3 separate regions of the Homo sapiens genome follow, and regions 1 and 3 are each linked to region 2. A link is a contact called in ENCODE Hi-C or POLR2A ChIA-PET data. All regions are on one chromosome and are shown on one strand. Each heading gives the region's core, a stretch centred on a gene start or an enhancer-like site at or near the end of the contact. The rest is flanking DNA. Distances are from core to core; before and after follow the strand shown.

Evidence for each region. A loop is a pair of places that touch in the nucleus more often than their neighbours do. ChIA-PET counts read pairs that join two places held with the same protein, here RNA polymerase II (POLR2A). Pooled maps may share reads with other maps.
Region 1: a pooled map shows a loop between it and region 2 (4-fold over the local background). The contact joins the enhancer-like site here to the promoter of SMAD4 in region 2. A Hi-C loop is called at or near these places in 1 of 168 maps with a recorded cell type or tissue (naive thymus-derived CD4-positive, alpha-beta T cell) and 2 of 50 pooled maps. POLR2A ChIA-PET finds 5 or more read pairs at or near these places in 2 of 52 experiments (CD4-positive, alpha-beta T cell and activated T-cell).
Region 3: a loop to region 2 is called in a map of uterus, with 23 times the contacts of the local background. The contact joins the enhancer-like site here to the promoter of SMAD4 in region 2. A Hi-C loop is called at or near these places in 1 of 168 maps with a recorded cell type or tissue (uterus) and 4 of 50 pooled maps. POLR2A ChIA-PET finds 5 or more read pairs at or near these places in 1 of 52 experiments (WTC11).

The regions. Positions count from the first base shown.
Region 1 is chr18:54,282,995-54,286,730 of GRCh38, reverse strand. It overlaps POLI (DNA polymerase iota), which reads right to left. Exons shown (of 10, transcript NM_007195.3): 6 at 3,716-3,736; 7 at 2,718-2,809. Among named protein-coding and RNA genes, the nearest start is that of POLI, 15 kb to the right of the region's middle. RefSeq lists an enhancer at 1,332-1,521. Within about 2 kb of position 1,555, at least 4 of the 41 ENCODE cell types and tissues checked have a DNase peak (open chromatin) inside an H3K27ac peak, as active enhancers do.
Region 2 is chr18:51,028,143-51,031,600 of GRCh38, reverse strand. It overlaps SMAD4 (SMAD family member 4), which reads right to left and starts at 1,388. Exons shown (of 12, transcript NM_005359.6): 1 at 978-1,388. LOC107985152 (a long non-coding RNA gene) reads left to right here and starts at 1,507. Exons shown (of 4, transcript XR_007066370.1): 1 at 1,507-1,683. RefSeq lists a silencer at 774-1,353 and enhancers at 1,159-1,777, 1,634-1,803, 3,439-3,458.
Region 3 is chr18:55,326,919-55,330,161 of GRCh38, reverse strand. All of the region lies in intron 8 of TCF4 (transcription factor 4), which reads left to right. Among named protein-coding and RNA genes, the nearest start is that of TCF4-AS1, 120 kb to the left of the region's middle. Within about 2 kb of position 1,819, at least 3 of the 41 ENCODE cell types and tissues checked have a DNase peak (open chromatin) inside an H3K27ac peak, as active enhancers do.

The sequences.
Region 1 (3,736 bases), core at 306-2,805, 3.3 Mb before region 2:
CTCAGGTGATCCCCCCACCTCAGCCTCCCAAAATGCTGGGATTACAGACGTAAGCCAACACACCTAACCAAAAGGCAACAAATTAAAATCAGCAGGAAATTTAAGAAACTGAATCATTCACTGACAAAAGCAAATAAGTGAAAAATAACAAAAGAACTTTTTTCAAACTTTTTTCTTACGAGATTACCAAAAAAAAGATTTTTTTTTACAAAATGACATTACTTTTGTTAAAGAGTAATCACTATTACCATTATATGATAGCTTATTAGAGCAATATCTTAAAAGAGCATATACTATATTTAGTATATAATTAATATACAATATGAGTACATGCATTTTTTAGAAGAGTTTCATGCAAATGTCTTGGTTTTGGTGTTGAAACAAAGGTTTTAGTGATATGACAAATTCACTTAAGTAGTACTGGAAAAAATGTCATTAAAGGATAACATTTCCCTTTTTATACACATGGCAATGCATATAAAACCAAATCTCAAACATAAAATGCAAGTATTGCACATTGTTAAACACACTCAACTTGAAGATTCTGATCTGAAAAAAATAGTTCTGGGCCAGGCACGGTGCCTCGTACCTGTAATCCCAACACTTTGGGAAGTTGAGGTGGGAGGATCACTTGAGCCCAGGAGTTCAAGACCAGCCTGGGCAACATAGCAAGACCTCATCTACAAAAATTTAAAAATTAGCTAGGCTTGATGGCAGGTGCCTTCCCAGCTATTCTGGCGGTTGAGGTGGGAGGATTGCTTGAGCCCAGGAGGCTGAGGCTGCAGTGAGCCCTAACTGCACTACTGCCATCCAGCCTGGGTGACAGAGCAAGACCCTATCGCAAAAACATAAAAAATTAAATAGTTCTGTAGTAAATAATTTTTTCTATCTCTTACTGCTTTGTGACAAAACTTCTCGATGGCTGCTTAACTAGGATAAAATACCTTAAATGGTTACTAGTTTAAATATCTTCCAGTTAAACGTGTTATATTAATTATGCAATTCAAAGAGTATGATATGCTAATTAAGACACATTAGAAAAAGGCTGTATCGTAAGCAATCTTAAACTAGTGCCTAGAGGATGGATTAAAAATAATACGGTTTTACATTTCTTACATACCTATAGTATTAATCATAACATACTCTAGAGAAAACAAAACTAATTATACACAAATACACACACACACACACACACACACACACACACACTCCTGTAATTTTTTTTTTTGCAAGTCACTTAGATGGTGTTATAATTCAGTCACTGAAATAAGGGCCCGTGGTGTGGGAGAAAAGGAGCCGGGAAGCAGAGATACAGACAAATGGTTAATTTCACAGGTTTTGTATGTCACAGGTTTAGAGCACCTGGTCTCACTTCTGGGTTGACTCTTCAAATAAGAGAACCTGTAAAACTTATACTTCTTGTGGTTTTTCTATGTGAAGAACTGTCTCCAAAGGTTAGGCATTTCAGGGTAGTCTTCTATTTAGCTGAAGCAAATGACCCAGTTTCACTAGCATACTCGCAGGCCCAGCCTGAGTCATATCACGGGAGGCCAGTCATACAGCCAGCCCCAGCTGCATGCAGCCAACAATGAGCTGCATGGCTCTGCTCAAGACATTTGAGTGCCACATTGCACACGACAGCAAAGTTGGAGGAAATTTCACTTCTTCAGTTTTCTCAGACTTAGAACCAACCAAAAACCATTTTCTCTAAATACAGTTAGTCCTCCTAGAATCATTAGAGAAGCACACCTACTCTAAACTGTTAGAGCCCTGAAACCACAATTTGAGAAATTTCTAACAAGAAGAGGAGAAACAAAGAAATGGGACGAAAACAGATAATACTCATCTGTGGAATATGGAATATTGAGAAATACATGTATAATGACAAGGAGCACCACAAAATTAAATTTCCTTTTCAGTTTATCTTGTACTACTCATATATTTATAACCCCAGTTGATACTCTTTACATACAGATCAGAAACCCTGCACACACCTGCAGTCACTCACCCTACTCACACACAGCGCCAGCTAGCCATTCTTTCCTTCGACTCCATTTTATTTTACAGTCTGAGGCAAAAGAGATACAAGGGTTCTTCTGCTTCTTCCATCACTGTTACTTTAATAATTTCCTATCCTCAACAATCACAAATTTATATAGTTGTTCCTGTATCAGGAGTTTTAGAATTATGACAGTATTATTCCTCTTTGCATTTTTTTCTTCTTAATGAAATGCAAGTAACTATTAGCAGAGGCACAGATAAATGGTTAATTTCACGGGTTTTGTATTTCGCATGTATTTGTATTTAGCATGGTACTAACTTAATGAAATGCAACTAACTATTAGGTTGAGGGCAGAGGCTTTGCAATTGCCACAGGGAAAAATTAAAACTTCTTCTTCTCACCTGAAGACCAGAATAAGTCTAGAAATGTTAGAAATATCCATAAAACCCCTTTAGGTAACTATCTGCAGCTTTAGATCCATAGCATAACCACAGTGTTAACAGAATTAAGACCAATGAATTCAATTTAGGTAAGACCCCCTATTACCATCTTTACAACAGTTTATAAAGCAGAGAAATCCCATGATAAATTATTTTTACATTGTTTAGTCTCCAGATAATCTGTCAGTTCCAAGATGGAACATCAAATATTCTTTCCACATACCGTATATAGAATGAATACATAGGATGACTTGGCAAAATGGATTGAAAATCACCTGTTTAAAAGACTAGCAAGTAGTTCTTCAATCTTATTTTTAGCTTCAACTTCAGATGAACATTTTTTAAATGAATCTTCTTCACTAAAGGACTATCAAAGAAGCATAAATAAGGATTAGCACAAACTCAAATAACTATATCTAATTATTATCAGTGTACAGTCAAATAAATATTCAATACATTCTTCACTAACTTACCTCTTGTCCTTAGTTTGAGCCATTTAGTTCACTTTTATATTAACAGTTTTTTATCTGCAAGCTATTGTACTCACTAGAAAGTTAATATAAAATATTACTGTATTAACAGTTAATATAAAACAGTTAATATAAAATAATTCAAAGTTATGAAAACTCTAAAGCTCTAGTACCAACTCCAAGCTTTATTGTATGATTATGGCAAGAGTTCTTAATCACCTAGGACTTGAATCTAAGTTTATCCTTGGACAAGTTATTTAACCTTTCTAAAGTACGGTATCCTCATCTTGAGAGAGAGAGAATGGAAGGAAGGAAGGAAAGAAGAGAAGTAAGAAGGAATGGACAAACAACAGTACTACCTACCTTGATGCTTTGTTGTGAAGATTAAATGGACTAACATATTTAAAGCACTCAGTAAAGTGCTTGTCCCATAGCAAAAAAATCAGTCAATGTTAACTGGGTGATTATACCTTTCCCATTTGCTAAATCACTGGACTACTCTGAAAACAAGATTTTTAACAGATTAAAATATTTTGCCTCATATATGCATTATAGGCTATTAAAATTAAGTTGCACTGTCTTCAATCATAGTAGCTAACTTAAGATATCAAAATATCAATGCTTAAGATTCCATTTAAGAATACTTATTAATCCAATCTATTAATAATAAATCAGCCTTCTAATAGGAAAGGGATCACATACTAAGCAAACTAGAATAGTAAGAACATGGTACTAAAACTAGAAATCTTTATCTCAAATAATGTGATAACCAGTACTTAATTAAAATAAGTATCATCATGTACCTGAGGTGGTCCTGAGAGTAT
Region 2 (3,458 bases), core at 139-2,638:
ATATGTTTGCAGAAAGTCAATTCAGGGTAATTCCGCTATTATCCTGTTGTGTTTATTATTCCTAAATAACTGGCAATTCCACCTTAAACTACGGTGCAAAAACTAAATGCATTAAGAAACTAATTGGGAAATAAATGTGTTTTTTTAAATAAAAACAAACGTACTTAGGTTTTTGAAGGGAAACAGCTATCAATCTTCAACAGGGCTTTTTAAAGCCTCTGCACCAGCAAATAAACCTTTCAGGTTAACTAAACACACTTGTGTCTTTGAAAATCTAGTTTGAGAAATCCTAACAGCAGTTTGGGACAAGTGATGGAGCCACCGCCCTCCACCCTACACCAATTTCACTGTCAGTACATGCAGTGCTAACAGTAAGATCAGCTGTGTCTTTTATTAGGAAGCATGTTTTATTGGGGGCAAGGAGGGGTTCAGTTAGGTGCTAAGAATGTGTCCTGCATACCGCTGTCACTCTCAGTACTCAAAAAGTAAACATATCAAAGCCAGAAGCGTAAACTGGCATGACAAGACTAGGAAGAGAAAGTAGGGGACAAAGACAAAACAGAAATTGGCTGGAGAAAATAAATTTAGACAAACAATTTACAACTTTCACTTAGACCCTAAGGCAACACATTCCAGCCGACCCAACGCGCTCAGCCGGGGCGACCGTGAAACTACTGAGAACAACAAAGAGGAGCGGCGGCCGCGGCAGGAGTCCCGTCCGAGTTTAACTTGATTCTCCCACGAGCTGCAAGCGGAGCTGGGGGCCCGAGGGACGCGAGGCACCGCCGCCCGGCATTCAGCCGGCCCGCCCGGCCCGGCTCGTCAGGCCGCCGCGGTCGCCCTCCCAGAGGATTCCGCGCGCTCCCAGCCGCCGCCGCCGCCGCCGCCGTCGTCGGGAGCCCGCCCCGGGGCGGGGAAGCCACAGGCGGGGTGCGCGGGCCCGGCCGGGGGAAGGGGAGGGGACATGGCGCGGTTACCTGGGCTCGGGCGGTGGCGAGGGGAGTCCGCTCTCCCGCGCTGCTGGTCCGCGGACGCACCGGGCCCGTAGCTTTCCCCGGCGGCCCGGAGAGCTCCTCGGCCCCCGCCCCGAGGCGTCCCGGCCAGGCCGCCCCTCCTCAGCGCCGCGCCGCTGCCCGCGCGGGCCGGACCGCCTCGAGCTCCCGGGCCGCCCTGCGGCGGGGGGCCTCTCTCGCTGGGCGCCTGGCTCCCCTCACCCGCTCCCACCCCCTGGGCGGCCGCGGAGCCTAGGGGAGAGCAGGAAGGGCCTCCCGAGGAGAGCGGGAAGGCGCGAACGCAGGCTCCGCCACCCAAACCGCTCCGTTACCGCAGCGGCGACGACGACCAGGGCCGTGTTGTTGCTGCCAACTTGTCGAGAAGCCACTGAGCATGCGCGCGCGGGGACCACATCCGGGTAATTTCAGGGTTTGGCCCTTTTCCCCCGCAGCTTTCCTTTCTCCCGGCTGCCCCCGCCTCCCGCTCCGAGTGACGGGGAGGGTCGCTCTGCGCAGGCGCCTACAGGGCAGCGCCAGCCGGCGGGCGGCTCTGAATCTGGACCTGGGCCTGGGCCTCAGCGCGGGCGGAGGCGAAGGCCTGTTTGAGGGAGTGGTCGCCGGGGAAATTGGCATCTCGTTGCAAAAAAGTATCCAAGGAGCGCGGGAGAGCTCGGCGTAGAGTGGGCGTCCAGTAAGTGTTTATAAATAGCTATTAGCCCGGCCTTTGTTGTTTTTTTGTTTTGTTCTGTGTTGAGGACCTGCGTAGGCACAAAAATTGGCCTTCAACAGCCAGTCGACAGCTCTGGGGAGAAGGTGGCTAGGTTGTAGGAGTTCACTTCGGGAAGAAACAGACGCTGGCGGCACCTTCCTTCTCTTTCTGGCAGCCCCGAATCACGAGCCCCAGAGGTGTTTACACTCGAGAGACGCACAGGACAGTCAAGGAATCACATATTGAAGAGCCTTGCCAGGCGTTGCAAGTGTGAGTGGATTTTGTTGGAAGAGATGTAGGCGCACTCTCGGAGCTGGAGGCGAACTTCGAATCCTACGACACACCTGTTAACTAGGTTACCTGTTTGTTTGGTGGGGGAAGGCATAGGCTCTGCTTTTGACTTTATGCCTCTTTTATTTCACATTTTTTACAAGACGCATGCATTTCTTTTTCATTTAAAACGCATTAATGATTTATTTTCACCAACCAGGAACTACTTTTAGTCCCTCCAAAACCAATGATTAGCCAGTTCTAAAGTCATTTCTTAGGTCACGTCGCCCAGAAAATCTCTACACCCACCGTACGCCTTCGCCACTCATACTCAGTGCTTCATTCTATCCTCCACATCACCGCCTGGGCCATTCCCTCTTTGACCAGAAAGCCCCTAAAGCTCCAAACTGGTGTTCTCTTACCCCTGGGGTTTATGGAGACCAGTTTTAAGGGAATTCATTTCCACATCTTCCATTGCTATATATTCTATTTTCTAAACTTGCCCAGCTTGAGAAAGGAGCTGAGGACACAGCATCCCCTTTCAAAACTGTCCTCCCACCTTACAGAAGAAAGTCAAAATTCTCACCCACTACTAAGGTGCATGGGATCAATGCAGAACCTCCCCAGCAATCCAAAAGGGACAATTCAAAAATCGGTATCTATGCTGAGAAAGTAAATGACCTTAGTGAATGGATATTAAATTATTTTTCAAGTCAGATAGTTTTCAAATCTTTTCTGTCAACAAAACTGAAGGAAGATCTGTCAGCTGATAGATTACAAAACATGATTTGGTAACAGATCAATATGTGAATCTTAGGTAATATACCTCAGAAGAAGTTTTTAAGAAATTGAGACATTGTTATAACTAAACTTCTTCTATTCCGTCTGTATTAGTTACCTATTGCTGTATAACAATCTCACCACAAATATAGAAGCCTAAAACAACAAACATTTATGATCTTACAGATTCTCTGAGTCAGGATTCCAGGCATGGCTTAGCTGGGTCCTCTACAAAGTGAGGCTGGAACAAAGGATCTGCTTCCAAGTTCATGTGGTTGTTGGCACCATTCAGTTCCTTGCAGGCTACAGGACTGAGGGCCTTAGTCCTTTGCAGGCTGTTGGCTGGAGACCCCCTCTGTTCCTTGCCATGTGGTGCTCTCCATAGGGAAGCTAACAATATGGCAGCTTGCCTCTTCGAAGCCAGCAACGGGAAGAGTCTCAGCAAGACACTGGTTTCAATCTTATGTAACATCATCACATACACAGTATCACTCATACTCTGTCACCTTTGCCATACATTGCTGGCCAGAAGCAAATCACAGGCGCCACCTACATTGAAGGGGAAGGAAACACACAAAAGCTTGAACACCAGGAGGTGGGAATCATATGGGGCCTCTTTAGAGTCTACCACACCATGTATTTATTTATGCAAATGATATTCCCTGTAAGCTCAACCTCTTCTCAGAATTTCCCTTCAGGTTCCCTTC
Region 3 (3,243 bases), core at 570-3,069, 4.3 Mb before region 2:
AAGTTTGAAGGTCACAGCCCATGTACAAAATTGGTATATCTTGAGGAACTCTTGTCTTTATCATATGTTCTGTACCATTTCCTTGCACACAACACAGTTACTATATGATGGTACTAAGTAGATACAGGTCCAGACCCCATAAAGAATGTGGCATTCAGTTCTTGAACAGATGTTAGAGAACACAACCCACTCGGCAGTAAGGGATATCTTCAACTAGAGGGAAGGGTGAGAGTTGACCTGTTTGTCCTTTTGACTCATATTTAGAAATGCTAAAGTTGTTTTATGTTCAAAATGCATTTGATAATCATGCCTGAAGAGGTCAAAGTGCTGACATTGTTGAAAACAAATACCCCTGTCAAACAAATAGAGACAATTTTCATGTCTTTGGTTGGTAAGCACCATAATTTGGCCTTTGGCATTGCTGTCAGTAAAGCTAGTTGATGACTTTTACATCAATTTTTGGCCCAACCATAAATGAAGGAAATAAGACCAATACTGCCACAGTACTTTTTCTCACTCATCACCCATACCTGATTCAGCTGGGTTAATGTTAAAAGCCAAAATTTATCAATATCAATTTTTTTCCCAAATCATTCTTATTTTAGTACTGTTTATGCTCAATAAAAGTTTATGAATTTCTTTCACTGTTATTTAATGAAAACCCAGAATTTTTTAAAATTGCACATTATCTCTTTAAAAAAAGTCTTTTAGATTACTCGTGGGATTTACTCTAAGTTGTTGTCTTTTAATAGAAGATGATGCAAAACTTGTCTCACCTGTTCCTTCCTGGTCGTGTCTGTGTTTATGTGTGGGGTGGGTATATAAGTGCTTTTGATTAACAGAATGAAGAGAGTGCTTATTTTGAAAACTCAGTCGTTAAAATTCAAGTTTATTTTGAGTTAAAGAACACCATATTTAGATTAGGAATGGACCAATGACCTGCTTAAGCTTTAGGCTATCGATTGGCCTTGAGGGAACTTAGATCTGCTAAACACGAACTTGAAAAGGCACTTCAGTGATGGATGTACGTTGGATGCTCTCACTGTATGGTCATTCACTTGCATTTTAAAATTTATGTTTTGTTTTTCCTTTATACCTACTCTTTTCATTCCGTTTGTCAGAGGTGGCCATTTAAAGTATTTGACAATTGTTTGTTCTCTGCCTAGCAAGTTGTCCTATTGCTCCATGATGTGAAAGAACAAAGGTAATCAACAGTTAGAAACCTCAGGAAATTGCTAGAATCTTCACCCCCAAAGAGGGTTAATAAACCCTAGATAATTAGTTCATTTAGAATGAAAACCATTTTCATTGTAATAATCACATTTCCCCTCTGATTATCGAGCAATGCATTGGGAAGCCTGATATTTATTCACAAATTTTTTAAAATTGAGAACATCCTGTGCTGAGATTCCAGTCAGCTTCATCCATCCATTTTTTGTTAAAAGTTTCTCAACTATCATCCTTCATCCAGACAAATAAACATAACCAGGATTTCCCCTCTAACTTTTTGGGAATTCATTTACACGTGTACCATTTTGAGGGAAAAAAACAATTGTCCTCGAATTTCATTTGACTCAGGTGATTGTGGTAAGCTCGCTAACCAGCTTCATCTAGGAAGTGCAGCAATCTGAGTCAACTTCCTCCATCTCTGTTTTTACATTGTCCAGTGTGATGCTTCCTCATTGTACCAAAATAGAAATGGTTTGTTTTTGTATCAAACTTGGAGACTGGCTATGGATTACACTGGGTTAGGATAAGGGTTTGTTATTTTTTTTTTTTTAAGAACATTCCACTTATCCCAAGGGAAAAAGATTGACGGCCTGGGGAAAAATAAGAGGCATAATGAAGTCTTTTCTCCTTAAATAAAAATCACATCTAGTCTTCAGATGTGTCAATTGCACTATGTTTGCCTAATTTCATTTAATATTTGAGAGATTTAGTAGTAAATTTATGACTTTTGCAGTTACTTTGCAAAAAATTGAGGAAGGAAGAAGTGAATTTCACTTTGAGTCAAATGTGTAGGTTCCAGTGTAATTAAACCTAAAAATCTATATATTCTGGTCTTGCTACTTGGTATTACACTTTGCCATATCACATAATGCTATTAGCTACATTTTACCTTGTTTGCAGGGTGATGCCATTTTGTATCTCTGGTTTGTTGAATTTCCTAGAAGATGTTATGTTCATGTAGATAATGGCATACTCATTGAATTCTTTACCTCAGACATGAAAATATGTGGAAAAGTGGGGAAATGAATCTGATCAGATTTCACTGTATACTGAAATTTGAGAATCTGGTTTTTGCATCTATTTTGCATGCTGCTGTCTCTCCAAACCATATATGTCTGTGTGAGTTTTTATAATGCCACATAAAGCAAAATGAGAAGTCTCTTCTTTCTTCTAAAGGGAAATAGTGCCACAGAAAGGTAGAAGTCAAATATTTACTTATGGATCAAAAATCTAGTTAAAAAACAACCCATTGCTTACCTTAGTAATCAATGTGAATTACTTTATAATCAATATGAATACAAGCTATCTGACCAGTCACTCAGAAAATAAATATTTGATCATGTGATAAACCATTTGAATGTCTACATATGAACCCAGGCCATATAAAAATAACCAATTCAAGATAACATAGGAAGTCACTAAAAAAGACACAAATAAAATTAGATTTCACAGTTTACGCTGATATTTTGATACTTTTCTGTGATAAAAGCATCTTCCAAACTAAATGTGTCCATATTTGAACCATGTAAATAGTTAAAAGTATTTTACCTGAGAATATCTAAATGATGCCAAGAAAATAAGTTCATGCCACTAAAAAGATTGAGATGATTTGTGCTTTATCTGACTTCTTGGTGTAATATGGATTTACTTCAGATAAGTATATTTTCTACTTATCCGATAAGTGTGTTTATCTGAGATAAATATTTTCTCCAGATACGTGTGTATATTGAAAAAAAATTTAAAATAATTAGGATCCCAATTGAAAAAGTAAAAATCTTAATTGCTTAATAAGAAAACAGTTATTTCATAGTCTTAAGATTTCAATACAAAGAAATATGGGAATATACACGTAAGAGGTTTGTTGGTGTTCATTATTAAATTGCAAGGCTGTCTCAAGTTATTGTCATCAGAATAAATTCTGTGTGTGTGTGTCTGTCTGTCTGCGTCCTCCTGTTAGTAATTAGATCTTTTATGAAGTTGTACTCATACCTATTAGGGATTTTTGTCATTGCA